Linked DNA regions of Homo sapiens: all the other regions are linked to region 5. A link is a loop called in an ENCODE intact Hi-C map of the cell type or tissue named here. Cell type or tissue: heart left ventricle. All regions are shown on one strand.

Region 1 (4,000 bases), 1.6 Mb after region 5:
TTAAAGGCTTTGCCTGGGACACTCTGACACTTGGTATTCCAAAGGAGTCCCTTAGCAGGAGCCATAACAATCTCCCTGTCCCTGTGGAAGGCATGTACCTCAGCCACTGTGTCCCTTTTTCCAAATACATGCCATCTTAGTCCTTCTCTTGCCTCCGTCAGCTTTGTCCACATGCTAGTTCCCTCATGCAACTTCCTCTAATCCCATTCTTCAAGGACCTGGAAATGTCACTGCCCATCACCTCTTACAGACTCCTGTGGACTGCTCACCAGCTTGGCTTCTGTGGAGCCATCACATGCCAGGCACCTACCATAATCTCATTCAACCCTCACAACCTCTCTATTAGATGGGTATAGCTAACCAGATTTTTCAGATGAGGAAACTGAGGCTCAGAAAAGTTAAGTAATGTGCCTAAGCCTATACCAGGGCAGAGCCAGGATTTAAACTGAGTTTTTTGACCAAAGAAGCCTCTACTCTTCCCACTACACCATGCCACCTCTCAGACAAAGGGACCATGAAAAGTTCGGGATGCAGGAATTGGTCTAACCAAATACCCTGGATTAGAAGATTAATCTGTTAGGGTGTGGAAAATGAGCTAGAGGCGGAGAGACTGGAAGCAAGAAGAACAGATGAGGGCTATAAAAAGTATCTATGCTTGTGGGGATGAGGTTCTGGGGTGTAGTAATAGGAAGACAGAGAAAATAGTTTTACACACACACACACACACGTGCTCATTGAAATCTTATAATAGTCCTGCCTTATGTTTATTATTTTCATATGAGAAAACTGAGGATCAACAAGGTCAAGTAGCCAGCCCAGGGTCTCAGGATGTAAGAGGCAGAGTCATGATCTAAAGCTTCATTTAGTCGTTGCCATAAATAATTAGGGTTGTATATGTAAATGATCTCTGGCCCAGTAGAAGGGATAATGTCAGCTTCTTTCCTTCTCTTCAGTGGACCAGATTTGAAAAGCTATCAGAAATAAGGAAGTGGGGAAAGATGGACCACAACAGAGAGAACACTGCCTGCAGCCCCAGGTCAGGAAGCTGGGAGCAGACCCTCAAGAAAGAGTCACAGGCCCCAGACCAGAGAGCTCCACACCCACCCCAAAAGCAGCAGACCCTGTCTCTAAAGCTGATAACCTTGTTAGTAGGAGGACACTCATTTGTGCATGGAACAAGACAGCACCTGCTCAAATACAAGACTGCCTGGAACAGACAGACGAGCCAACGATACTCTCAGAAGCACTGTCAAAACCAGCCAGTCCAGGCAGGGCCCATGGCCCTGGTTTGCAAGGCACTTTCGTAGCCACCTCTGTGTATGGTTATCTCCTAAAGCAGACACGGGATCTGCAGAGGTTAAGAGAAGGCGCCAAGCTCTCATCTCTAGTCAATGCCAGGACCTGCTATTTTCTGAGCACTACTTGTCGTCCGGTAATTTCCAAGCTTGGGTTGGTGGGGGCAGGGAGAGGGGAGAGATTCCCCCACACTTCAGCCAGGGCATCAGACAGCCTGAGAGCCTGTATAAAGCTCGCTTCCTCCATGATACTAGCCCCACAGTGAAACTATCTGTCAACTTCTCTATTAAGCCTGTGGGTCTTCCTGGGCTACCTTCCATGCATTCACCCCATTACCCTCTGTGCAAATGTGCTGATCTCTCCTGCTGCTGCTGAGAGAAGGCTGGAAGGAGAGCACACCAGGTGGCTTTCCTCCATCCAATGCACTCGCCCAGCCACCTCCTTCCCAGGAAGCCAAAGGCTCATGAGTCAGAAAGTCCGGGTCCTGGAGTCTCACATCCCTGGACTGCAGAGATACAATGGAAGCAGGGTCATCTCGGCGGAGAGATGCCCCTCATAGAGGAGAGCTGACCTCTCTGCTCAGCCCTGGCTCAGGAAATGCTCTGAAAGCCAGGGCTGACAGTGCACTTCTCACCAGGCTAGCGCCACACGCCCGGCTCCCGCCCTGGGAAGCCATCAGCCCAGGACCGTCTCGTGCGCCACACTGCCCTCTGGTGGCCACCAGGAGTGTAGCCGCAGAGGGAAGCCAAAATCTTTTAAGGTCTGTTTACAGAGACCTCAGACACGATGTGCACAGAACACAGAAGAGACGCACTTGTGCCTGTGCCAAGACTCCCCCAGATACACGCACGCAGCCCTGTTTCCCGCGGCAGGTAGCCGGGTTTAGGACTTCGAAGCTACTATTGCTCCCTTCGTGTTCTCCTCTTCTCTGCAGCACTCTAAGAGCTCCTTTCCCCGCCTGCCTGTAAAAGCCCGAACCCCTCAGTCCCAGAGCAGACACCAACAGGCGGATGGAGACCCACACCAGCTAGCGAGGCAGGGCCCTTCGTTCTGGGCTGCCTTGTGCCAGGAACTCACTGGGCGATTGGGCCAAATCAATTCACCTCTCTTGATTCCTAAGTTCTTTCTCTGTAAAACAGTGTTTGGCCCCAACATTTTCTGAGGCCCTTTCCAGATCTAGTAATTTATGGTTCAAAGTCTTGATCTTCTCTCTAACTCAGAAATCTTCCCAGTAGTCTAGAAAAGGAAATAACCAACGTGGTGCCCAATTATTTACAGAGCCTAGCGAATACATCATTGCATAGGTCTGAACATGACAGTGACCCTACGGGGGTGCCGGGCTGGAGAGTTCCATGACCTCAGCTCTCAGAAGTGCGAGGCCAGTGGCTGAGCGATCATGAAGCAAGCTCACACAGCCAAGAAGCAGCAAACGTGGAAAATGCACCAAACCCTGCCCCACAGTTTCGGCTGTTTCACAGAAGAAAGTTGTATCTGTCTCCCACACTAAGAGCTCATCCCTATGGAGAGAGAGATGGAGCTTCCATGAGCAATGAAGGTAGAGAGGCGGGGTAAGGTCGCGGGGGGATAAAGGCTGCTTATTGTGGAGAGGACCAGGGAAGGACGCAGAAAGAAGCTCTAAACATCAGCTTCCAGCTCCAGCTGCCCAGCGCTTTAGACACCCCCCTTTTGCTCTGCACCCAGAAATGCTCCTGGCACCCCAAAGCTCTACCTGGGAGAAGCCACTCAGCCCTCTGCTCTCCCATCCAGGCTCTCGCTGGCCATGAGCACCAGGGGCATAGTCCTGCTGACCACGGCTCAGCCCAGAGAGGAGCTGGCTGGGACCCAGCCACCAGCTTTCTGAATCTCAGCCAGCCTCAGCTGGCACCTGTTCTGCTGCGGGCTGACCTGACCTCAGAGGCCAGGACATCATGGGGTGGATGAGGAGGCCTGGGAAGAGGGTGTGGCTGAGACACAACTTCAGGAGAAACTCCCTGTTGGGAACAGGTCAGAAGGAGAGACCAAAAGCCTCCCCCACTACTAAGAGGCCTGCCTGGGACAGTGTTGGCCACACTGTTTGGCCAATACTACACCCATAATTATCCTATGTGCCTTCCCCTTATATCCCAGCCAGGGTAACTCCCACCCAAGTAACTGAAATGTTGTAAACTAAATGATTCTCCTAGACTTTTACATCAACTCTTTTATTTATTTTTAACTTAATAGTAATATATTTGTGTGTGTGTGTGTGTGTGTGCATGTGTGCATATATATGTGTATGCTAGTATGCATAAGAGTATTGCAAAAGAGCATAGGCAGTATAGCTTAATATTTAAATGCCAGACTGCTTTCCCATTTACTGGCTGCATGAAATTAAGTGAGTTAAGTTCCTTCTCTGCACTCAGTTTCCCCATCTGGAAAATGAGGCTAATAATAGTACTTATCTTATTGGGGTTGATGTGAGGCTGCAATGAGGTATTAGCCTTAGAGTGCTTGGCACAGTGTCTAGAACATAGTAAGTGTTTCAGAAACGCTAACGATTGTTATCATGTACTCAGTAGATGCTAGCTGTCACTAGTTATGTATAGACAGATTTCTCTTAGCCAGACATGACCCAGGGCACTGAACTTCAACAGGGTGCTTACATAATGTAGTTGTTATTATTATCCATTTCTTATAGATAAGGAAATTGAGACCCAGAGGAGGA
Region 2 (4,000 bases), 1.8 Mb after region 5:
TGACTCCATCTAGGACCTCGAATGTCTGTCTTTGTGCAAACATCTCATATTTGGTGTAATTCAGAATCCTCTTCATATTCTCCCAGCCCGCTCCATTCAAGCCTCTAAGGGATGGGGCACAGACCTGCAGTCAACAGCCCTTCAAGGACAGGGATAGGAATCTTAGTATTTTATACATCATGGCCCCGAAACACAAGCCAACTGGTTAATCTTGTGCTCCTCCAAATAAATCATGATTGGTTCCACCTCTAGAAGAAACACTGGCCATGTTAGATTCCCGGAGAGACCTGGCCAGTCACCAATGTGTTACCTTTCTAAAGGATATTTCCATGGTAACTTTAGTCATAGATTATTTGTGACCTATACAGTGACTTTAGAATCCAGCCCTCAGGTTAGATGTGATTCTGCACAAGGCATCATGGAACTCATTCTCTTGCCTTCAGACAAAACTACTCTTAAGCTGTCTTGGACAGTTAAGAACCTAAAACACTGTAAAATAATTCCCATATGCACTGCCCTCCAGCCCCACAGAGCTTCTTCCAGGCCTCTCTGGGCTTTGTGCACGTGATTCCTACTCTCTTCTATTCCCTGGCTCTCTCCCCTCTATTCTGAGGCCTGCTCTGAGGCCCTCACAGGGTTGGTGCACAGCACAGCTCCCTTTGGCTTGTTGACAGGCAGGGTTCCCCCACCACCCTCAGCACTAAACTGAGGATGTTGGCCAAGAGTATTTTGGTCTCCATTTTATTCCCAGTGCTTGGCTGTAAAGCAACCTCCTCCACAAATATTTGTTGAAGGGTTAACTGGGATGTTTCAAGAATTCTCTTTATTTGAGGTTTTTCCTTGTCATCAAGATTTACCGTCTTGTAGAAAATGTGGTGAGGTGATTGACAAACTGAAAAAGACTAATCTATTGGACTACTCAGAACTGACCTTATTTTTAATGGCATTTGTTCTTGTTTTATTTTTAATACTCATGGAGATTCTTACCCACTGTTACCAATTAGCTTTCCCAAATTGTGCTTTAACTGTTGATTTTTGTACTAAGAAGTAGCATCTTCAAATAAAAACTCACTTTAATATTTAATAATCCTAAATGTCAAGGAACTCTTCCCATGTGTAACTTCTCAAAATTCCTACTGTTGCATTTTAACGCTTGCTTACTTCCTCTAATTCAGACCAAGATGACTAATGGACATCCTCTGTGTAAGTAATATACACACTCAAAAACCATGACTCTCACCATTCCCTTCTCCAAGTTCAAATAATTCCAATCCCTTCAGCCTCACTGTTCTCCATGTCAATCCTCTTCATATTCTCACAAATCACCCCAGTTCAGGCTTTCCAAGGGGTCCATGAGCCTGCAGTAGATTGCTCCTCCATGACCAGTTCAGGAATTCCATGATACAAAGGCAGGGGTCCAGGCAGCATGGGACAATGGATGGCTTTAGAATCACATAGCTCTGGGTTCAAATCCTGGCTCTACCAAGCATTGACTGAGACCTTCACAGGGTCTCCTCCCCTCTCCAAGCTTGTCTATGGATCTAAAAATGCCACACAAGACCAACGTAATTCTTAGGTGAGTCAGATTATGTTGTGGACATGCAGGCCTAGCACAAGGCTACATGAAGTGGTCCTAACACATGGCAGTCTGGGTGCCCTCCCCTCCCAAGGGCATGGCGTCCATCTGTGACACTCCCTGGAGCTGATGCATGGGGGTGGATGGCCATGAGTGCCCCACATCTGTCCTGGTTGGCTGCCAGCAAGCTTCTGGCTGCTGCTTAACCCCAGGAGACTGGGTGCTGGGGACTCTGCTCAGCCTGAGATACGAAGCTTCTCCAAGGGCAGCAGCCTAAGGCCAGGCAGGTTTCCAGAAGGTTTCCAGGTTTCGTGAAGGTTTCCAGAGACAGCCTACTTCTGGAAGAGCAGATGCCAGGCAAACCCTGCCACCTTGTGGTGCTCATGCGTATGAGCCCGCTCCAGCTGTCATAAAGCCCCGCCTTCCACTCTGGGCTGCCATCTGGTTTCTCGGTCTGGGGATATCCTCTCTCTCCTTTTCTCAGCCTGATCTACCCCAAGGCTTTCTGACCTGGAGGTGTGTCCCAATCCCCTTAGGCCCAGGGTGTTCTCAACTTTGTCTATTAGCCCTGTCATTCCCAAAAGCCCTAGCCTCAGTGCCCTCATCTGACTACATTAGGACAGTTTTCCCCTACTGGGCCAAAGGAGAACCTGGGAGTCTCTCTCCCCCACCCACCTTAGCCACTCAGCAGCTACTTGGGGCCTGGTATCTGACACTTGGGCAATCAATGCTCTGTTTGTACTGCCAAAGCCTCTGAATAAAACCTGGGGCCGGCTTCTCAGGCCCACTTCAGAGTGGCTTAGTAGGGTAGCTGGGATGTATGCGTGCACATGTGCACCTATGTCTTGCTCTAGGCTAGTAAGACCCTCCCTGGCAGTGCCTATCTCCTGACTTGCAGGGGACCTTCCAGCCCCAGCCCCTCAGCTACAGCAGTGATTCAGCTATCTGGACCTATTCCTGAGCCTTTAACAGCACCTATTCTGACCACAGAGAGAACACTTTCCTCCTTCGCTTCCTGTTTTAAGCACCAAAATGCCAAGACAGGTGAAAGGCGACTGATAGCCTAAAGTAACTGGCCATAATCCAGGCTCGATGTGCTTCTAGAAAATAAAGCGGAGAAGGGTAGGGGCTGAGGCTACCCTGAGATTTCAGGCAAACAGGCTTTATCTTGCTATGTGTGTTTGAAGCTTAGCGATCTGTGAGCTTTCAATAATTGGGTTGCTGACCTTTCAGCGGCACTCCTTTTCCCCTGTTGGGGTAATAGAACGGGTCAGCAAATCCTTTCTGTTTTTAGTGCCCATAAGCCTGTGCCTAACAGTGGCTCTGGATTTCCTGGCCCAGGGTGGGACAGAGCTAACATGCCCAACCAGCTGGATGAGGCTGGCTATGGGACTTACCTGCCATACATCCATTGTGTGTGGCATTAATGGATGGAAACCATTAATGTCCAAGTTACTCACATCCCTTTCCAAATAGGTCAGAAATGCTTGGTTGCCACAATGTATAACTTAGAAAAGGTGAGAATGGGAGTTGTAAAAGCTAAAGATGTTACAGCTAAATGAAGGAGCAGAATTCAGGAGCCTAAGTATGTTGGAAGGAGGGAAACATTTGCTGAGTGTTTATAACAAGCCACACATGGTGCTAAGTACTCTCGCATAACTTACCACATTACCTGAGAAGAAGTATCATCTTCATTTTATAGATGAGAAAGGTAAAGTTAAGAAAAGTTAAGAACTACCTTTGTATACAGGTCTAGGTTCGAATTCTGGCCCCACTTCTTACTAGGAAGTAACTCTAAGTAAGCTAACTAACTTGAGTTTATTTCTCATGTATAAAATAGGGATAAAGATGCCTGCCCTGCTGGTTTAAATAACAACGTAGCTTGTAAGTAAGGGCACTCACAAGGCTCTTGGCACTCAGGAGTCACTACGCTGTCATCAACAGTAACAGTAACTTAACTGAGGTCATAAAAACTCAAATCCAGGTTTTCTGACCCCAAGTCCAGTGCTCATGGGGAAAGGAGCTAATCTGCACACAGTTTCTGAAGCCCAGTAGGTACGGATGAACATTCCTAACCCCAAAATCCAAAAGGCTCCAAACTCCAAAACTTTTTGAGGGCCTCAATGACACCACAGGTGGAAAACTCCACACATCAAGTACTTAACACAAATTTTGTTTCATGCACAAAATTATTTAAAATATTGTATAAAATTACCTTCGGGTAATCTGTGTATAAGATGTATATAAAACATAAATGAATTTCATGTTTAGATTTGGGTCCCATTCCCAAGATATCTCATTATGTATAATGCAAATATCCCAAAATCCAAAAAAACCTGAAATCTGAAAACACTTCTGCTCCCAAGCATTTCAGATAAGGGATATTTGACCTGTATAGGAGCCAGATTAACAACTAATTATCCT
Region 3 (4,000 bases), 980 kb after region 5:
AGGGAGTGCACTTCTATACTGGCTGTGGTGCTGAGAGGAGAGAGCTCTCACTTTGACTTCCATTATGGAAGGTGTGTGGTACTGCAATCTACCACTAATATGTGCAACAAGGGAACTCTTCAAAAACAAGAACTGAATGCTGGACAGCCAAAAGTTAAATGACAAAATGTTTATCACACATGAATCAAGAATTTGTAGACGTGCGAAATTTTAATCAGGGAACTCTGAGGAACTGAGAAGGGTGAAAAGGAGATAAGCCTGAAGACTAAAGACATAATTTTAATCATAATTTCTCAAAAACAGCAAAGGGTAGGTTCTAGAAAGTGCCAGCTAATAAACTAAGGAGTATTGGTAGCAAAGAATAGGCTGAGTTGAGAAATCCAGGTTGAAAAGAGTCAAGATCAGGAAGGAAGTTGGTCAGACAATATTCTAAAAGAGCTTCTTAAACAGCTGATCTGTTACCAATGAAACATTGTGAAGCACAAGAGTCAATGCATTCAGTTATGGGCTTGTAATTCAAAAAGTTCTTAAAAGCTTGGAAACCTGGGCCAAAACATTCTGGAATAAATGGGACAAACGTAATGGGGCAAATGTGAAATTTTGCATGTGGGTTCGAAAATGCAATTGTTCTTACAGGAGATGGAATTTAGCCTTCGCTCAGAAATTTAATAGTATATGAGACTTGAAAGATCATATATTAATAGTTCAATTGCCTTATTTAACAGGGATATTAACTTGAAGCCCAGAAAACGGGACTTGCCCAAGGATTCACAGCCAAATAGTAGTAAAACCAGAATTAGCACTCAAGTTTGATGACTAACTTCCTTAAAATACTTTAAAATTACCCTAAAATGCCTTTAACCTGACATCCATCCCCAAGGAAATAATTTGAAGCTTACCAGCATGCATTTAATGGGTGCCAATGGTATTCTGCAGCTGCTAAAATATTACCACAAACTTAGCCCGCAATAAAAGAGGCAGAGTGTTCAGAGCTGGAAAAATGGTGCAGCATCTTCTACCCGAGTCAGCCAATCTTGGAGGATTACACTTGTTTCCCTCAATCATATTTAAGGAGGATTCTGGCCAACATAAACTCTAAAAGAGTGAATCCTTAAAGATGGATCCTGAGTGGCGAACTGGGCCTAAATGTAAAATACAACCAAGCAGCCATTTGCTGAAGAAAGGTCACACAGGTACTCAGCATCCCAGGAAAACCCACACACACATAACTTTGGGACTTTCAAAGTTGTCTTTTTCTGTTTATGCTGCCTGAATCAAACTATAGGCTGTGACCTGCATCCACCAATCAGAAGTCAATGAGCATCAATCAATCAGGACTAAGCAAGTGTGCATCCCTCATTTGCATAAGTGGGCCCATGTGGGAACTTTTTCTATAAAACATAACCCTCTCTTTGTTCTCTGGGAATGCATCTTTGTTTTGTACTGAAGTCTTTATCAAATTTTTGGTTTGCAAACTGCACAAAGAAATGAAGTCTCTCTTAACCCAATACTTCTTTCTCAGTAGTCTTGTTAACACTAACTAGGGGGGATCCAGAGGAGGGATGGTGAAGTTTCTGAAACATGACCACAGAAATGGTTGCAGAAAGAGTAGATAGAAAAAAAGCAGCTAAGGGAAGAGATAGTAGCCACCCTCTAATCTATCAGGCATTCTTATGAGAAGAAAGAGACGTTTACTAAGCTGCCCTGACAGCAGAACTAGGGTCATCAGGCACAAGTGATGGAGTAAAGATGTGCCACTACAAGGGAGCATGAGCCCCCTGTCGGTGAAGCCGCAAAAATACAATTTCATCTTCATCCATCAGTGAGGGATGCAGCGGCAAGTAATATAAAGTCCCTTTCAACTCCTAGCTTTTTGTGATTCTATTACTTTCCTAATTCAGACATTATTTTTTTCTACCAGATATTAAGGTCTTTGAAATTAAGCTCATTATAATGTCTCAGAAAGAAGTGACCCTGTCTTACACTCTCTGTGGTGCCCACAGTGCCTAGAACAATGGAAGATACACAGAAAGTGTTTAATCAATACTGGGCGGCTGATACAGCCTTTGATATTCTTTTCTATTCCTCCTCTTCCTCCTGCCACAATCGTTGATCCTGATCCACTAACTGCAGAGCAGCAAAGGGAAAATTGTCACACACACACATGCATGGTATTATAAGGGTATCTTCAAGGAAATAGAAAAAGGATTGAGAAATGGGTTTTAAAAATTTACATACTTGTGCAGGATAATACTTAAACACACACAGTTCTTGGGGAAAAAAGAGCTAATTCTGGCTTCATACCTTTATACACAAGATCACAAACAACAAATCCTGACATTGTGACTGTACTTATCTCTTTTCTCTGCCCCATATTTTTTTTCTATAGCTGTTCTCTTTTAATGTTGAGATGCATGCTATTACAATAAGATGAAAAGAAGTTCAGTTTGAAGGGCTGGGAAGAGAGTGGGTGAGGGCAGATTTATGGCAGAGCTTCTGGCTCAGATGTTGCCTCTAATTCAGACTCCATCTCTTGCTTGACTCCATGTCTGGGTAAGTGACTTCAACGCTAAGCCTCAGTTTCCTCAACTGAAAACCAGAAATAACATTGCTTATCTCAATAGGTTATAAGCAGAATTAACACGAAGTCTACAAAAATCATAGGCACTCATTAAAATTAGTTCCCTTGTAGCCAGGCACAGTGGCTCACGCCTGTAATCCCAGCACTTTGGGAGGCCAAGAGGGGTGGATCACCTGAGGTCAGGAGTTCAAGACTAACCTGGCCAAACTGGTGAAACCCCATCTCTACTATAAATACAAAAATTAGCCAGACATGGTGGTGGGTACCTGTAATCCCAGCTATTCTGGAGGCTGAGGCAGGAGAATCACTTGAACCTGGGAGGCGGAGGTTGCAGTGAGCCGAGATCAGGCCATTGCACTCCAGCCTGGATGACAAAAGTGAAACTCCATCTCAAAAAACAAATTAGTTCCCTTGCATTTGCCCCTGATGCTCCTCCAACTAAGTCATCCTATGACATTTGAAAGCCTTTGCTCTGTAGAATTCTTACTTCCAGTATCACTTGGGAAGTTCTGACCTCGGCTAAGAGTGAAAATTGTGTGTTAATTTACTTGCCATCTTTGTTCAATTGATAGTGATTATCCAGAACAATATTACAAGTGTTTCTAAGCCATCCAAGGCACTTTAGGAAGGAACAAGAAAACTAGAACAGTTATAGTGGGTACCAGAGTAGAAAGTGGCTACAAGAACGCCATATATTTGCCATCTCTGCCTTCAGCATTAAAGATGAAGGAAATCAATGAGGAAAAAATCTGGATCGGAAGTCTGAATTTGCATTTTGATTAATTTATCCCAATTACTTTGGTCTCAGTTTTCATAACTGTAAAATGATCGAGATTTTATAAGATGATGTTGATGATGATGATGATACCTGCCCTATGTGTCTCATCAGAGCACTGAGAATGATAGATGTGTTTGAAAAGCTGGCCATAAGCCAATGCCAGGTACTAGAACCCATCAGATGCATACGCTAAGGCAAACTGAGAGAGTGGAGCCTAGAGAGGAAATCGGAGGATCTAGTGGTGTTAAAGGAAAAGGAAGAGATTCAGTAAGGACAAAGAGGAGGGGACTAAATAGTTTTGCTCACTCGATTTGCCTAGAGACATCCCATAGCAAACGTACCTCTTTAACCTGTGATGTTGAAGAATCACTACAAAATAAAATCAAGGACATTGCAAAGGAAAACACTGTATTACTGCTGAATTAATGGGCTGCTTCTCATTCTTCTCTACACTCACAAAGAGGGAAGCAGGCATGTGAGGGCTGAAGCTTTTGGAACAGTTTATCATCTCCAGGGACTTTGCTTTTCTTGCTTAGAGAACTGGAAGGCCTGAGTGGCAGGCCCTTCCTTTTAAGGGAAGACTGAGAGGTAGGAAAAGCTGCTTCTGATAAATGGTGATAAGGGGTCAATTATTCCAACTA
Region 4 (4,000 bases), 290 kb after region 5:
CCTGTAGTCCCAGCTACTAGGGAGGCTGAGGCAGGAGGATCACCTGAGCCTGGAAGTGGAAGGTTGAGGCTACGGTGAGTCGTGATCGCACAACTGCACTCCTGCCTAGGTGGCAGAGTGAGACCCTGTACTCTGTCTAAAAGTAAATAAAAAGGCTGAAGCAAAGATGATTCTACATGGGGGGATTTCAATGATCTTTTATAGTCTCTAGGCTCTTATGGGGTTAAAATGATTTCTTGGTATCAGACAAGTATTATGACCAGCTCCTGGCAAAATAAGTAACACTTAAGCATAATTATTTGGAGCTATTCAGTTAAAGTGTCTGAGTGTAGCCCTGGTCTTGAAGGGCAGGGCAAGACATGGCATTGAGTTCAATTGTCTCTACTGGCTGTGGGACGGGACAGGAAGCAGAGAAGCCGACAGGTCTGCCATCCAAACATCCAGGGTATGGGGGTTAAATGAATGAATGTCCTGGGGTAGAAGACTATCAACCAGACCCCACCCACACTTCATTCTGAAGAGGAAGTTATTTTGGGAGGTATTAGAGGAGGAAAAATCTGCCTGTGTTTCTGCTCTGCTCAGACAATCACATAAGTGACTCATTTCACTCTCAGTACCAGCTCTGTGGGATAAATGGACATTATGATTGCCATTTTAAAAATGAAGTGCACCCATACTTAAAGAGACACGTTTAGTAAATGATAGAGCTGGAATCTGTTCCCGGGGAAATCTGACTTCCTAACTCATGCTCCCTCCACTTCCCCAGAGGAGGTGAATATGAACCATAACACAGTTACAGCTAACGTGGTAATTAGCAACACTTAGTATCTATAATAGTCTAAGACCATCGCAGGTGTCATCATGTTTAAGCCTAAAACTTCAGCCCAACGAGCTAAACTCTGTTGTTATGCTCACTTTATAAATGAGGGCATTAAGAATTTAAGGGCTAGCCTAAGATGATACAGGTAGTAAGTAGCAGATCACAACCTTAACTCAGGCAATCGGACTCTTAAACTTGCTCTCCAAGGAAAAACATCTTTCTTCAAAGACCCCTAAGGGCCCTCTGAGAGGTTATGGAGCAAGTCTCCATTTCTAGGAAAGTGTGTTGTTCTTGTAGATCCTTGACTCAAATACAAGTAACTCCTACTGGCCATTTCTGCATAACTTCCTGCTCCTTTTCAAACTCAACAGGTTCAAAGTCAAAATCTCCTCCCAACAAAATCTCTACCTCCAAATTCCTAAACTTGATTATGCCGATAGTAAACCGGCGTTGTTTGATTTATTTGTGTGCCAGATGCAGAGCTCACTGTCTGGCCGAGGCAGGTACTCAGATCTTCACTAAATAGATGAATCTGCAATGTTGTTGAGTGTGAATCTTAGCTTTGGTTGGAGTCCAAAGCTAAGAATCAGACTCGGTAACACTGTTCTCACCTGGACTTCAAGTTTTCTTACCACTCTTCTCACCTTTGGTTGTGCTTCCTTTCCAACCCTTTCATCCCTGTGCAGCCTGATAGTATTAGGAAGGAAAACCGGCTTCTACTTTCGCAGTTTATAATTTGTCAGTGACCTCCCATGGTCTTAAGGATAAAATGCAGACAGGACCTAGTGCTTGAGCCTTTTCAGATCCAGCCACTACGTAATTTTCTGGTCTCTTCTCTTGACATCAGCCCCTGTTAAAGTCATAAAAACTTACTTTCAATTCTCAGAAAGCACCTTACTCTTCTGTTCCCTCTTCTTCCATCCATGTGCCTAGATCTATCCATTATGTGCTTAAATGTAGGCTCCTCCAAGAAGTCTCCCATGATCTGATTCTGAGTTCCTACTGTCATCTTGGAGAAACCCAGTCACAGCTTTTGTTGTATGGCATTGCCTGTGGACTTTGCTGTCCCCTCTTCACCTCCCCCCCACCGCCCCACTGCACCAAGACTGTAATATCTTGGAGAACAAAGACAATTTTGTTCACTGCTACATCCTGAGAGCCTAGCATCGTGCCCAAGATGTGGTGGGACTTCCATAAATATGTGTTGAATGGTTGAGATCTTAATTTCTGTTAGAACGGTCTCCTGAGAATGACCTCCTACCCGTTGCCTCAGTAACCTCTTACGCATGGAGAGCAGAGCTGCAGGAAAGCAGGACACACGTGAGTCCAGCCAACTCAGAGCTTCAAGGAGGCGTCCAGGAGAAACCTCCCTCAGCCCCGTTTGCGGTGCCTCCTGGTCGGTAATTTTCCAGAAGCAATTTCTTGTTTCCTCCAAATGGCCTGTAGAGGTCAGAAAAGGGCCTTGTTTTCCAATCACCGACTGTCCTGTCTACATTAGCATTCACCCCGGGTGTCTATAATTAAGCAAGCCTAAGCTGGGCACATAGGAACGGAAATGCATTGACTTTAATAAAACAGAGTGTAAAACAACTTTAGATTGACTCCAGCCTTGTTTATTCTTGCACACTTGTAATTCTGGTTTGGTATATTCCCAGTCAAAGAGACCATTGTCCTGGGAACTGAAGCGTGTCCCTTGCTTCATTGCTGCTGCAGCCTGTCCAAGGAGGCAAGCCGCACCAGGTTGCTGCTACCAGCTCACAGCAATTTTTTTTTAAATTTTTTAAAGAAGAAAAAATAACAGAGAATAACCTGTGAGAACGATGAAAGGAGTTCCTATTGATGTCCTGGACTTTGTGTGTGTGTGTTTGTGTGTGTGTGTGTGAATGTAAGTACATCCAGAGTCCAGAAAAAATATGTAAATAATAAAAATGGATCAGGCACTCTGGTCTTCACCTATTGTGTAATTTAGGAAATGATGGTTTTGTTCTTTAAGTGATTCCGTAGCATATGGAATAGAACATTATAACAGAAGTTGAGAGTCCAAGGTTTAGGCTCTGGCTCGGTTACTTCAATATATGGCTTTGGGCTGACCCTTTCCTCTGGGTCTCAGTTTCTCCATTGGAGGGTGAAGGGCTGGACCACACGAAATCTAACCTCACTTCTATTTCTAATATTCATGAACATGAATGCTGTGCTGGCGGGGCCTGCAGAGAACACCAGCAGGCCCGGGGCTGGCCAGGCCGGTGAAGAGGCAGCGTGAGGTGGCTCACACTAGCGTTCTGTCTCTGCAGGGACCGAGGCCAGGCCTGCACAATGATCTATTCAGAGCACAGAGCAGAGCAGTGCCGTTGATATCCTGCCAATGCCCAGCAGAATAAAAGCTTCCGAAATCAGGGCTAAAAATAAATAATAAAACAAAATGACAACATAAACAGGAAGACCTAAAGGAGGGGGAATGAATTGAGTCAGCAAACTTCAGCTGGGGTGGGGCAGGGAAGAATCTAATTTGTTTTCATCCACATGGTTTGGCCTGCTAGGTGCTGCACTGGTGTTTAAAGTGCTGTTGGAAGGGGGAGTTTGATGCCACCCTGGGAGAAGATAGAGAAGATGGGGGAGAGGCGTGGCTGCTCTCTCAGGCTCGTTTCCTCCCCACTGTGCAGTTGGTCCACCCACTCCTCACTGACTCTTTGTTGGTTGTTCAGAGAGAGTTCTTTCACAGTCCCTCTCCTGTCCCTGGCCTCTGCCTGGGCCTGGGCCAACTGCCCTCATCGACCTTGTCTCTCAGCATTTGGGGCCCAGCTTCCTCCTAGGCTCTTTGCACACACTCAGGATTTCAATCAAAATGACTTTCAAATCTGGTCATTTAGGGGAGGATGTGTGCAAGAGGGTTAGGGAAAGGGAGCTCATTATTACTGAGCACACTGAATGTTCCGGCCACTGTACAGTTACATGCAACATGCAAGGAGACAGACAGCAGTGACCTAGCAGCAGCCACAGGGCAAGTAAACATATGCGGATCACCTCTACAACCTTGTTCCAGGCCTTGTCATTGCGAAGCGTAGAGATTCAAAGCAGTTGGAGACTTCCTTTAGTGAGGCGGTTTCTTGAATTTGGGGATATGCAAATGTCGGGGTGAGGGATGAAAAGCTGCTCTGCTGTGCATTAGATGGTACCAAAGAT
Region 5 (4,000 bases):
GTACTAAACACTGACCAAAAGAGACCAGTGACCAGTCATCATGGAAAGATATAAAATCGACAATAACACAAAACTATGAAATATAATTTCAAGTAATAGTAAATAAAATAGAGACAAATGAAACAGGATGAAAAGATGGAGCACTTTGAATGGCAGGAGAAATGATGACCTTTGGGAAGGTAACATTTAAGGCAAGTTCTGGATAAAGTGAGGGGTCATCCCATGCAAGGGACTGGGGGACACACGTTCTAGACCAGCAATCCTCAACCATTTTGGCACCAGGGACTGGTTTCACAGAGGACAATTTTTCCACAGACTACGGGTGGGGCATACTTTCAGGATGATTCAAGGGCACTGTTTACCGTGTACTTTATTTTTATTAATATTACATTGTAATATATTATGAAACAATTATACAACTCACCATAATGTAGAATCAGTGGGAGCCCTGAACTCATTTTCCTGTAACTAGACAGTCCCGTCTGGAGGTGATGAGAGACAGTGACAGATCATCAAGCATTAGATTCTCAAAAGGAGCATGCAGTGCAGCCTAGATCCCTCAAGTGCACAGTTCACAATAGGGTTCGCACGCCTATGAGAATCTAATGCCACCACTGATCTGACGGGAGATAGTGCTCCAGCAGTAATGCAAGCGATGGGAGGTGCCTGTAAATACAGATGAAGCTTCACTCTCTCACCCTCCACTTACCTCCTGCCTAACAGGCCATGCAGCGGTATCAGGTGGGGACCCCTGTTCTAGAGAGAAGGAATCGCAAGTGCAAAGCAGGACAGTCAGGGTGTGTAAGGCAGTGGGGTATGGGGACGGGTTTGGAGGAAGGCAGGAGCTCAATCATGTAGAGCCTGGTTGGCCAGGGTTGGGATGGGGCCATCATAAATGCTGGATGGGATCCAGTGTGGCTGGCAGAGCACAGGGTTTGAGGGCAACAGCTACTGCTAGCTGTGATTCAGAAGGGCAGTCTGCAGTGTGAATTGAGACCACTGTGGCTGGTTCTCCAGACACTGGTACAGCTGTCTAGGATATGCAGAACTTTTGCCTCGTTTTCCAACTCTAGGTTCTCTCTACTGCCATTCTCTTTGTTCACTACCCAAACTGTCCTCCAACCACAGGAATGTCACCAGCTCTGGATGCTTGTTCTTGCTCTCTTTATTTTATTTTTGTTATCTGATAGAAGCAGACAGTAATACTCTGAGATACTTCTAGGAACCAGTATATGACAAGAGATGCATTTCACCCTGTCAGTTCCTCCAGCACAAATGACATGATAGTGCTTTTCTAAATAATTTTGCAATAATTCGAAATCCTGTTCCTCCAACACAAATGACATGACAGTGATTTTCTAAATAATTTTACAATAATTCCAAATCCTGTTAAATCAGTGCATACACTTCTGTGGATTTTACTGTCTATTCACCTGAAATTAAATTCTGGTGGGCTTTGCTGCACAGTTCACCTAGAAGAGGCACAATTAGATGCAATCTCATTCTAGTCTGACACTGCTGTGCTAAATACTTTCATTAAAAACTATTTTCTCAAAGAATAAAAGCAAGCATAAAAAATAAAACTAGGGGCCTTTCCATAAGAGAAAGAATAGAGATTGAGAGGAATGGGAGGAAGGGATACTGAGTGAAGAAAAGCTAAACAAAAGCATGGAAAGTCAAAGAAGCACACACATGTGTGAATAGCATCATCTAATTGTCCTATAATGAATTGTCCTATGTCAGAGCATGCCTGTCAAATTCTTCTAAACTTCTCTAGGCAGGCTTAGAAAGGTAATAATATTCTAGTTCTCATTATTGGGAAGTCACAATCAAGAGCAAGTGAATTGAATGTTAAAAGTATGAGTCTAGCTGATATTGATAGATCAAATGTAATACAACAGCATGTGACACTTATTAGCCTTTTGGTCAAGCTATTGGGCATGGAACACATTCAACATGCAGTAACATTTATTGAGCACCTACAGTATACAGTGCCATGGTTTGAGTAAGGGCTCTGTGGAATGGAAGACATATCCTCTGTCCTCCAGAAGTGTTCAATATCGATTCTGAGTCATTTCCTGTGGCCTTCACTTTTTCAGTTCTTCATATCTACTTTCTTGGAAGGTATTCTCAATTAAGGCCCAAAAGGCTGCACATAAATTTAATTAAGGCTGGAAGTGGTGCTAGACAGTGGAGGAGCAGTGAGCCTGAGCTGCAGCCAAAAGGAGGAATAATCCACTAACTCAGGAGAGCACCCTTTCTTCCCCAGCAAATGCCCAGTGCACTCTTTATTAAGGGACACTGTGCTGTGATGAGCTGACCTGGCCACAGGGTGTCACAACTGCCCCAGGGACTCCTCTACAAACTCAGGAGGGAGACAAGGTCTGAAAGGTCAGACACCAGCAGCTTGTCGTTCCCTCTCCTGCCCACATTGCCAAGTGAGTCAGCCCTGAGTCAGCCCAGCTGCTCAAAAATCATCTAGAATGTCACGGCTGCCAGGGCCTGACAGAATGCCTTCAGAGCTGCTTACCAGGCTCTGTGTGGCTCTTGGTCTAACGGAGGGGATCGACATTTTGGCAGTGCCCGTGAGTGAGATGAAGGACTGGTGACAGCCCCACACCCACGCAGCACCGGCTCCCTCATAGACCTCCAGTCATTCGACCAGGTTTGTTCCTGGAAGGATCTGCATCATTTATTTGGAGAAGGACCAGGCAGGGGGTCAAGAGACAATGATTTTAGTGTCGGCTCTGCCTCCTTCAAGTTGGGGACCTTCAGCCACTGAATCCACAGAGATGGGCCTCAGTTTCCCAATCTGTAAAATGAAGGTGGATCCTTTCAACTTCTGAACATTAATGAAGGATTGGCCATGTCTTATTTGGTTAGACATTTCAATTACTTTCTCTTTTTTTGGCTCTGACAGCCTCCAAGGTAGAAGAAATTAGCGTTTTTTTTTTTTTGTTTTTGTTTTTTTTTTTTTTTACAAACACAGAAACTGAGGGCCTGTGAGACTAAAAGAAGGTAATCAAAAGAGAATACAGAGGAGACATTTTAATCCAGATCTGTCCAGATTAATCCCACTGTAATTGGGGTGTTCATTTACAAACTACACACAAATGTTTTGTGACTCCTGGGAACTGAGTTTCAGACATGATGAGATGAAAGACACAGAGAATATATTTGAATAAGTCTCATAAAAAGTAAATTCTGGATCTTTGGGATAGAAGCTAAGGGATATTTGTGAATCAAATGGTAGTAGCAAAATGGGTCAAGAATGGCAGGTAAAGGATAAACAGAAGAGAAACACATTTTAATAATACTCAACCAATATTTATTAAGTTTCTCCCCTGAAAAAGTTATTGTTCAGGGCAGCAAAAGACATGCAACCCTAGAGGCAGCTGAGAATCCAGCCATGCCAATATCCGAATGCAAATAAAAGCAAGAAAAAGCCAGGAAAAAGACAAGCAAAGTACTGCAGGATTCAATCAAGAATCGAATGAAGAAGCTGTATCCCATTGGTGGAACTTGGAAGGCACCAAGGAGAAAGTTTCAATTGAGTCATAAAGAATAGTAGAGTATCAACAGGTAATAACACAAAGGATGAGCTAGCTGGAAGAAAGAGATGCATGAACAGAAGTCAGGAAAAAAAGGGTTGCATTTGATTGTGGAAGACAGTGTAGCAATTCCTCAAAGTCCTAAAGACAGAAATACCGTTCGACCCAGCAATCCCATTACTGAGTATATACCCAAAGGAATATAAATCATTCTATCATATAGACACATGCATACGTGTGTTCATTGCAGCACTATTCACAATAGCAAAGACATGGAATCCACCTAAATGCCCATCAACGATAAACTGGATAAAGAAAATGTGGTATATATACACCATGGAATACCATGCAGCTGTGAAAAAGAACGAGACCATGTCCTTTGCAGGAACATGGATGGAGCTGGAGGTCATTATCCCTAGCAAACTAATGCGGTAACAGAGAACCAAACA
Region 6 (4,000 bases), 120 kb after region 5:
TCCAGTTTCTAATTTAGCTTTAATATTTGCTAGCAGACATTTTTTTTTTAACCTCTCCTTGTTTTAGTTATTCAATCTGCAAAACAAAAGGACAATGCTTACATTTAAGAGTTATTTTAAGAATTCATACAGTGTGCCTAGGATAGTGTCTGGTATATGGTAGATGTTTTATAAATGTTAATTTCAGTTTTTCTCTATTCCTCTTCAGATCTAGGTCCATATTAATTCTCTTTATCCACTGGAGTTTTTTTTTTTTTTAAACTATGAGTGGCTTAAAACCCATGCCACGCTAAAGATGATGAAAGGGAAGGGTAAGCTTTTTTGTGTGGAGAGGAGGGTTGAGAGGCCGGCAGTGACTCTGAACCAGCAGTGAGGCATTGAGCCATCTATACTCACTGATGACATGGCTATTCTTTTTATTGGGCATACATAAAGAAACGTGACCCAGACTGCAAAGGACCAATTGTGTCACAGCTTCTTTCCTAGAGGATTTCCTTTTTGTACTTTTTATGAGCCCCTACAAATGGAATCAGACGGCATGGCTTTTCCAGACATTTTGTAGAGGAAGATTGATTAAAATTAGTTACAGATGAAACAATGCCCTCTGCTTTTGTCGAGTCCCTTTGTCAAGAAATATATGACAGAAGTGACTAAACTCTTCTTTACCCACACTTTGGCAAAAGCCAAAAGTTGTTTCTCTGTTAATCTGACCTTATCCTTATTTACCAATGAGGCTTTCTTTAGCTTGTTGTTCCCATGGGCTTGAAGTATCACGAGATCAGATTATGGGATGCAGGGAAGGAAAAAGAAGCACCTACCCTCATCTTCTGTTTGTCCCTATGTTCTGCCTATTGCCTCTGCCTCTCCAAGTTACCTCCCCGTAGGCCAGTCTCAGGGCTGTGGCTTTCCCAAGGATTTGCCCATTTTGCCACAGAGAGGGACTTGGACTCTGATAATATTGCCATTAGCAGTGTCAGAAAAGAACCTCTTTCCTTCAGTGCTCTATTCATTCCTCTGATAGAATCTGGGTAAATACAAGTCTCCTTATGCAGAATAAACAGTCCCTGCTGCTCTCTCTGCTTTGGTCTGTTAGTCACTAAATTAAATTCTGCATTGGAAAGAATCAGAAGCCTACAGGTAGCTTAGTTCAGCAAATAATGAGAAAACCAAACTGAAAATCAACATACTTCAATGCTTGTTATATGGATAAATTCTGTGGACGCTGTGGGGGTAATAGTATCATATATAATTTATTCAAAAAATTTGTATTTTGTTTTGTAGCACCTAGATGAAAGCAGGGCTCAATAATTGTAAGCTGGATGAATGGATGCATTTTGAAGACTCCCAAGGAGCGTGGTCACAGCAATGTTAAAGACTTGAACATATAGCTCCTCAAGACACCCAAGTTATATTTTTCTTTAAAAAGTATTTTTTTAAATTATTTATTTCGATAGTTTTATTAAGGTGTAATTTACGTATCTTAAAATTCATCTACTTAAGTGGGCTATTGACTTTGCGATTATTTTTGACCCAACATTTGTTATAATGGAAGGAAGGAAGAATATCTCTCTGACTGAAACTCTAGGGGAGCCTAAGGGGGTTAAATGTTATCATCAAATCTGTCACTCCCCTAGGTTCTGGGGAACATCTTTCAAATCCACTTCATCCTATTTTCATCCTTACAGCTTCTCAGAACCACCTGGGCTGTTTTTCCCCTCTTAGTAGGCTGAGCTTCTGGCAAGAGAGCGTCCCCTGGTGTCGGGTTGTGAGATGAAGGTTGTGGCCATAGTGCATGTGGGATCTTCACTTACATACACTGGGGAGCGTTCTTACCTGAATAACCCAATGGACCTCCATTAGAGGAGTGTGCTTTTAAAGTGCAGATTCCCAGGTTTCACTTTCCAAATGGCTGGTTCTGGAGGGCTAATGTAGGCCCAAGAAATCTGTATTCTAAAGAAGACCCCAAGGGGATTCTGATGCGGATGATCCCTGAAAAATATCTGAGAGCTTCTGAATGACCTTATAGCAATATTGGAAAGGTTATGAGTTGGAAATGTTGACTGCCCTAGTCTAACCAGTTCTAGCTTTAACTACCTAATATGGCCTTTCCAGTGTATCTGATCACACACCCCCATCCCCCGCAACACACACACGTCTACACACAATCTTTATTTTTGACAAAAAGAAAAGACAAGTTGATATGGGTAAGTTAGGAAAAGATAACTTAGAAGTAAAATAAATCATAATTTTCTGGGAAAATATTTTTTAGAACAATGCCATCTTATTTAAATATATATATTTACTTTCAAGGGATACAGATACATATGCATCCACCCTTCCAAATGTTAGCTGAGACCAGATTCTTGCTGAGAAATGAATGAAATGGGAGATTCAACTCTAGTTTAAAACACAAACATTTCCAATGACTAACGGTTTCCTGCCACCTTAGTTAAGGCAGGACTTCCTATTGACAGGAATAATTAGCTTTGGAAATAAAAGTGGAAATGGAAACTAAGGATGCTAGCTGACGAGCCCGCTTTGCATATTTATATATTCTGCCATGTCTTTGCATTGTGCTTTCTGCTCAGGAATAAATTTGCCTTTATTGTTTGTCCCGGCCTACCCCATTCTCACAGAGCTCCTGCCGTGCCAACAGAGATATGAAACAAGGCCAAGTGATCTGCTATTGAAGCTGGAAGAAATATCTCCCTCCCAGTGACCTTCCTAGATAATGAGCAGATATGGTTTTCTAATATAAAGGGAATAAATCAAGGGACCTTTCAGGGAATCAGGGCAATAACAGTGGAGTCCAAGACCATCAATTCCGAAAGCAAAGGGCAGAGGCACCTTTCTTTATAGATCAACATTAGACTAAGGCAAGAAGGGAGACATTCACCCCCAGAGGGGGGGAGGAGTTAAAATAGATCAGCTCTCCCTTCCCCGTGTTTCTCCCACCCTCCCTCTTTGCACTGAGTCCTGAGACTAATATGGGAGAAAATCACACTTTCACAGGATGTCTCACTCGCTGTTATTTTCTATCAGTTGAGTTAATACATAGTTTTGAGAGATGGGTTGTTTGTCTTTGCCTTTAACTCATTATAATTTTTTGGTGTGAATTCAGTGCTAGACCCAGGTGCCAGATTGGTGTCATTCTGCAAACCTCTGTTGATCTGCGGAGCAGCTCTATCCTGCTCTTGGTCTTCATCTGAAACCATTGATCTCTCTCGAGAAGTACCTATTAGGGATAGGGCTAAAAGCGGGGCCAGGAAGAGTTTGGGACCAGGTGGACCACTGGGGGAAGACAAGGTAATAGAGTATGTCTTTCCGTAGACGTACTGCTGTTTGCTGATCCATTTCTTATATATGTAGCACCAAAATACACCAGTGAAAACAAAGGAGAGAGTATGTTTAATTCAAGGAATGACATCCTGGCATATTAAGAATAAACATATAGATAATTTTGATAGAAATAATTGCTATTTGCTGAGGTCTTAGTATGTGATGGGCATTGTGCCCAATCTTTCTGAATATATTAACCTTGAAGAAGGGGTATTATTATCCCCATTTAAAAAATGGGAATATAGAGGCTGTAAGTTTACATGACCTGCTCTGAATTACACAAGTATAGAAAATATTAAGTGAAACATTATATTGAGGGCCGTCTGACCCCCAAAGTCCGTTGTTTTAAACATGCATCTATGCCACAGGAAAAGTTGTCAGTAAATGGTCTAAAAAGGAGGTGCAGAGAACTGGGAACTACTGCCCAGAGAGGCTCAGTCTTTTTCTGGACCTTATGTAGGAACCAGTTTTTTGGACCAAAATCTTGGTCAAGGGGAGATGGCATTGAGGGCCTGGCATTTTCAAATACTACGTGGTGCATGTCAGATTTCAGAAATTTTATTTAAATCCCACCTCCCGATTTTATCTGTGAAGAAACAGACCTAAAGGGGAAAATGGATTGTCCAAGGCTGAGCCGAAATTGTAACTCAGGTCTTTGGTG
Region 7 (4,000 bases), 1.6 Mb after region 5:
AAGATTAATGAATCTTGAAATTAACCCAGCAAGTGCCCATGCTGAGGCTCTGGGAGGTCATCTGACTTACCCAAGATCACACAGCTAGGATTTGAACCCCAAGTCTTTGCAGAGGAGGGAGCAAGAGGAGAGCAGCAGAAGCCTTCGAGCCTGAGCTGCCCCATCTCTGAGAGCCATAAGCACATCAGCTCTGCTACTCCTGGTTCTCTCCCAGAGACTCAAGAGGAGCCAGCTCAATCCACAGCCCCAGGCTCAGCAAGAGGCTTGAGTGCGGCACCACAGGGCCAACAGGAGAGGCAGAGCTGTGAGGCCACAGACCCTTACAGCTACTTGACATTATGGCTAAGCAGTCCCTGAGGAAGCTTAGAGGTGCAGAGAGATAGAGAGAGACTTGCTCTTGGTCTCAGAGGCCCAAAAGGAAACACAGGGGCTTCAAACTCGACCCCCATCCTGGGCTTGCAAATTCCCAGGGGAACTCATCTGCCGCAGACATGTCAAGTCTGCTCACCGAGTCATCTCAACACAAGTAGAATCACTCCTTTGAGTCTCACGTGCCCCATGCCTTGTTTTCTCCAGGGTAATGAGCTCTGGTTCCTTCAATGGTTTCTCTTATGAGCTGGTTTTGAGTCTTCGCCTTGCTGGGCTTGTTCCCTCAGTGTTTGCTTCAGTACATCATATGTATTAAAAGACAGCTCTTCTGGCTCTTCTTAGTTGGGAGATAGCAATAAGGATTGGAAAGAGACAAAGGGGGAAGGAACAGGCATCAGGGTTTCAACACAAACTGATGTTCATTGAATCCTTATAAAGTTCCCTAGAACTGAATGGAACCTTCCAAGAGTGGTTAACCAGAGCCGACTGCAGCTCAGACCCTTATTCTAAACACTCTTGCAACACTAATTTATTGTTGTGGCCCTCCCATTCCATGGCTAACTCGTATCATTAAGAAGCCCTAGAGTCTTCATAACTCTAAAGCCATGCCTCCTAAATCCAGTTGGCTTTTGGGGCAGAACTTTACTTTTATCCCTGTTACACGGTGCCTTGTTGACTCATCCCTCCATCCTTGTCTGTACAGATCTTTAGGGATCCTCAGAATTACCTAACCCTTCCCAATTCCATGTCAGCTGCACATCTGATTAGCCTGCTTATTCTCAATAAAACTGCACATTCTTTAGAGTTTGAGTCTTAGGCAGGGAAAAATAGTTTTAGAGGAACAAACGCCCCCCCCCACCCCCCGCCCCCGCCAACCAGGTTACTTCAATGCTTGTTCATTTCCCTGCCTAGATAACATCCCCTCTCTCTGCACACTGAGCCCAGCAGCCCAGGTCCTGCCCAACAGAGCTCCTTTTTTATTTTCTGACTGGTCAACCCCAAAAGTCCAACCATTTTCCCGAGCTCTGCATGCCTGGAAGCTAAGTCCAAAGTCCCTGAGCTCCAGTGTCCAGGCTATATGTCATTCCTCTTCTTTGTAGATATGGGAAGATTTCTTTGCAGACATGAGGAAGTTTCTTGACTTAGAAAGATGTACCTGGTCCACTGTGGGCATGCAGTGAATGTTCATCAAATGAAAGGAAAATAAGCACCTTCCATATATATGTGTGAAGTTCTGAATTCGGCATTGGCCTCAAGAAGGCTTCAATGTTCATCCTTTCCACTGGGCCATCCCTAAAATCCTTAAGCAGAGGGACTACCTCTGTACTTAAAGATCTCCAAACAGAAAGATAGCACATTCTCTTTACAGCCAGTAGAAACTATTGAGCTCATCTCTCCATTGACTCATTCACTTGCTAACTCATTTATTGAGCACATGCTATGCGCCAGGCCTTGAGTAGGCACTGGGGATACAGAAGTGATTATAAAATGACCTCCAGGAGCTGACAGTCTACTGAGGAAGGCAGCCATGGAAACAGTGCTTCTGTCACGTATAATGTGCCCCCAGTGTGGTGAAGCATTAATAAAACTTGTCATGAGCGCCCACAGGCAAGGGTCAACCCCTGCTTGGAAGAGATGATATTTGGGCAAAGGTGGAAACAAGTGCCTGTAATCCAGTTCCTCCAATCTCCTTGGGGAGGAAAAGGTAAGGTAGGTTCTCTTTTCAACCTGTTTCCAATTCCTAGTGGGGAACAAACCTATAAGGGCCACAAGCCTGAGTGAAGAGAAACTACTGAGTTCTCCCATCCCCTCCAGTGTCCTGAATCAGCGTGCAAGTCTGTGTTTCCTTACATCTCTCCCAAAAGAGCTGGGTGGCAAGCTGAGCCCTTTGCTGCAAGTGAGGGCTGCAGTTTGCACATCCAAGGCCCCAGATGGGCCTTGGCTGGCATCTAGCACCACCTACTGGCCACGGAAGGAAAAGCAAAGGTCCAGCTGCCACCTCTCCCCCAGGGCTCCTGCAGTCACGCCTTGCCTGGATGCTGCATCCCTTCACACCCTGATTATCACCCTGGAGCCCCATCTCGCCACCCAAGGGCAGAGGGCAAACTTCAAAGGTGACACAGACACTCTGAAGGAAACAAGAGGCCACAAAGCCAGCTGGAGCAGGCAGACACAGGGACAGAATCTGTGCCCTGGAGCCTGAGGGGCAGGCTGAGAGGGCGGAGCAGGATGGGGCCTGAGAAAGAGGTCAAAAAGGGACAGCAGCACAGTGAATGACAGTCAGAACCAAGCAGTGGAGACACGGAAGATGCTGGAGGGTTCTATGGAATCTTCCTGGAGAAGGACCTGAGGTCCCAGAAAGGAGTCACATTCCGGCCCCAGCAGGTCAGGTGCTGAGGCTGCCCTCATCCTAGACAATGTCACCCTTCTTGTACCCAGGTGCTTCCAGGCAGCTCCTCCCAGCCCTCTGACCTCCACGAGCGGCACTTGCCCAGGGCTGCTCCCAGCACTGCAGCTGGAGCCAGGACACACCCTTCTTGGTGCCCAGCTCAGCTCCAGCTCGTCTTAGTCGGGAGACAGCCATGAAGACTGGAAAGAGACAAAGGGAGAAGGAACAGAGGTGAGGGTTTCAGCATAAGCTGATATTACATGAATCACATATAGAGTTCCTGATGTAAGATTAAATTGCAATTAAGCATCCTTCAATTTTGAATCACTGGCTCAGGGATTTCTGCTTAAAAGATAGCTTCCTGGGCACTGGCAGAAGCTGACATCCCTGATAGTCCACGCTCCCTCCTTTTTCAGGGGCTACAAACAGGGGCCCATGGAGAAGCACATGGAGCTTCAGGTAAAATTTTGGGCTTTGGAATCAGACACACCAGCTGTTGACTTGGGCGAGTCACTTAACATCTCTGAGCCTTGCGCTCCTCTGAAAAATAAGGATGGCGAAACCACCTCATCGAACTGTTGTAAAGAGTAAGCACACAAACCACTTAGCCCAGTACCTGGAAGATAAGCTCAATAAATATTGGCTAGGAAAAAACAAAAACCAAGACCTTGACGGCTTCGTCGCTGAGCACGCTGCATCCCCTTGCTTGGAATAAATTCTAAGGCATGGCTCAGCAGCCTCCCCCAGCCAGCTCCCAGCCTCCGTGGGTGAGGGAGGAAAGGCGGGGGCAGGGGCCTGTTCTCACCCGGAGAAGATTGCTCTTGGGGTGGGTGATGACTGTGCACCCCACCCACTAGGGAAGGCGCTCAGTGAGTGAACGGAAAAAGCCAGCACCCCTCTCTGCAGCATTCATTATTCAGAACTTCCCACAGCCTGATGCCTGCTATGGGGGTGTGCGAGGAACACCAGCCAAGGCCAGTTTTGCCTTCTCTGCCTGAGAGGTGGACAGCAAGACTAGTGCAGAGACCCAGAAGGAAGTTGGGTCCATCTTCCAAAACCCTGGCTCTCCAAAGCTCCAGGTGATGGGGTTGGCAGGTATTAGAAAGGGAGCTGGGGCTTTCCAAGCATTCAGCCCTAAATTAGTGCTTCTCAAACTTCACTATGCATGAAAACCACCTGGAGGGCTTGTTAAAACACAGATTGCTGGGCCCCATCCCTAGACATGCTGATCCAGAAGGTCTG

Evidence for each region. Hi-C counts contacts between places; a loop is a spot of excess contacts. Peaks named below come from ENCODE experiments on the same cell type or tissue, not always from the same donor. Only the 100,000 strongest peaks of a DNase experiment are listed, where the experiment ranks them.
Region 1: it touches region 5 in a loop (4-fold over the local background); 28 of 110 quality-filtered maps call a loop at or near these places.
Region 2: it touches region 5 in a loop (4-fold over the local background); 7 of 110 quality-filtered maps call a loop at or near these places.
Region 3: it touches region 5 in a loop (4-fold over the local background); 6 of 110 quality-filtered maps call a loop at or near these places.
Region 4: a loop joins it to region 5, with 5 times the contacts of the local background. A loop is called at or near these places in 9 of 110 quality-filtered maps.
Region 6: it touches region 5 in a loop (5-fold over the local background); 20 of 110 quality-filtered maps call a loop at or near these places.
Region 7: a loop joins it to region 5, with 4 times the contacts of the local background. A loop is called at or near these places in 11 of 110 quality-filtered maps.

The regions. Positions count from the first base shown.
Region 1 is chr15:88,244,989-88,248,988 of GRCh38, forward strand. The region is part of intron 3 of NTRK3 (neurotrophic receptor tyrosine kinase 3); the gene reads right to left. Among named protein-coding and RNA genes, the nearest start is that of NTRK3-AS1, 5.7 kb to the right of the region's middle. In heart left ventricle, CTCF peaks have their summits at 2,010 (motif pointing left) and 2,217; DNase peaks (open chromatin) are centred at 1,973 and 3,158.
Region 2 is chr15:88,453,236-88,457,235 of GRCh38, forward strand. No RefSeq gene overlaps it. Among named protein-coding and RNA genes, the nearest start is that of MRPL46, 12 kb to the right of the region's middle. In heart left ventricle, a CTCF peak has its summit at 1,959 (motif pointing left); a DNase peak (open chromatin) is centred at 1,966.
Region 3 is chr15:87,603,290-87,607,289 of GRCh38, forward strand. All of the region lies in intron 1 of LOC102724465 (a long non-coding RNA gene), which reads right to left. Among named protein-coding and RNA genes, the nearest start is that of LINC00052, 28 kb to the left of the region's middle. In heart left ventricle, a CTCF peak has its summit at 1,790; no DNase peak of the experiment used is centred here.
Region 4 is chr15:86,913,742-86,917,741 of GRCh38, forward strand. AGBL1 (AGBL carboxypeptidase 1) reads left to right here. Exons shown (of 23, transcript NM_001386094.1): 23 at 1-2,415. Among named protein-coding and RNA genes, the nearest start is that of AGBL1-AS1, 600 kb to the left of the region's middle. In heart left ventricle, a CTCF peak has its summit at 2,256 (motif pointing right); a DNase peak (open chromatin) is centred at 3,090; H3K27ac peaks cover 1,175 bases.
Region 5 is chr15:86,622,422-86,626,421 of GRCh38, forward strand. The region is part of intron 21 of AGBL1 (AGBL carboxypeptidase 1); the gene reads left to right. Among named protein-coding and RNA genes, the nearest start is that of AGBL1-AS1, 310 kb to the left of the region's middle. In heart left ventricle, a CTCF peak has its summit at 2,330 (motif pointing right); a DNase peak (open chromatin) is centred at 2,450; H3K27ac peaks cover 218 bases.
Region 6 is chr15:86,741,734-86,745,733 of GRCh38, forward strand. The region is part of intron 22 of AGBL1 (AGBL carboxypeptidase 1); the gene reads left to right. Among named protein-coding and RNA genes, the nearest start is that of AGBL1-AS1, 430 kb to the left of the region's middle. In heart left ventricle, a CTCF peak has its summit at 1,745 (motif pointing left); no DNase peak of the experiment used is centred here.
Region 7 is chr15:88,272,402-88,276,401 of GRCh38, forward strand. No RefSeq gene overlaps it. Among named protein-coding and RNA genes, the nearest start is that of NTRK3, 18 kb to the left of the region's middle. RefSeq lists enhancers at 2,150-2,650, 2,651-3,151. In heart left ventricle, a CTCF peak has its summit at 2,354 (motif pointing left); a DNase peak (open chromatin) is centred at 2,344.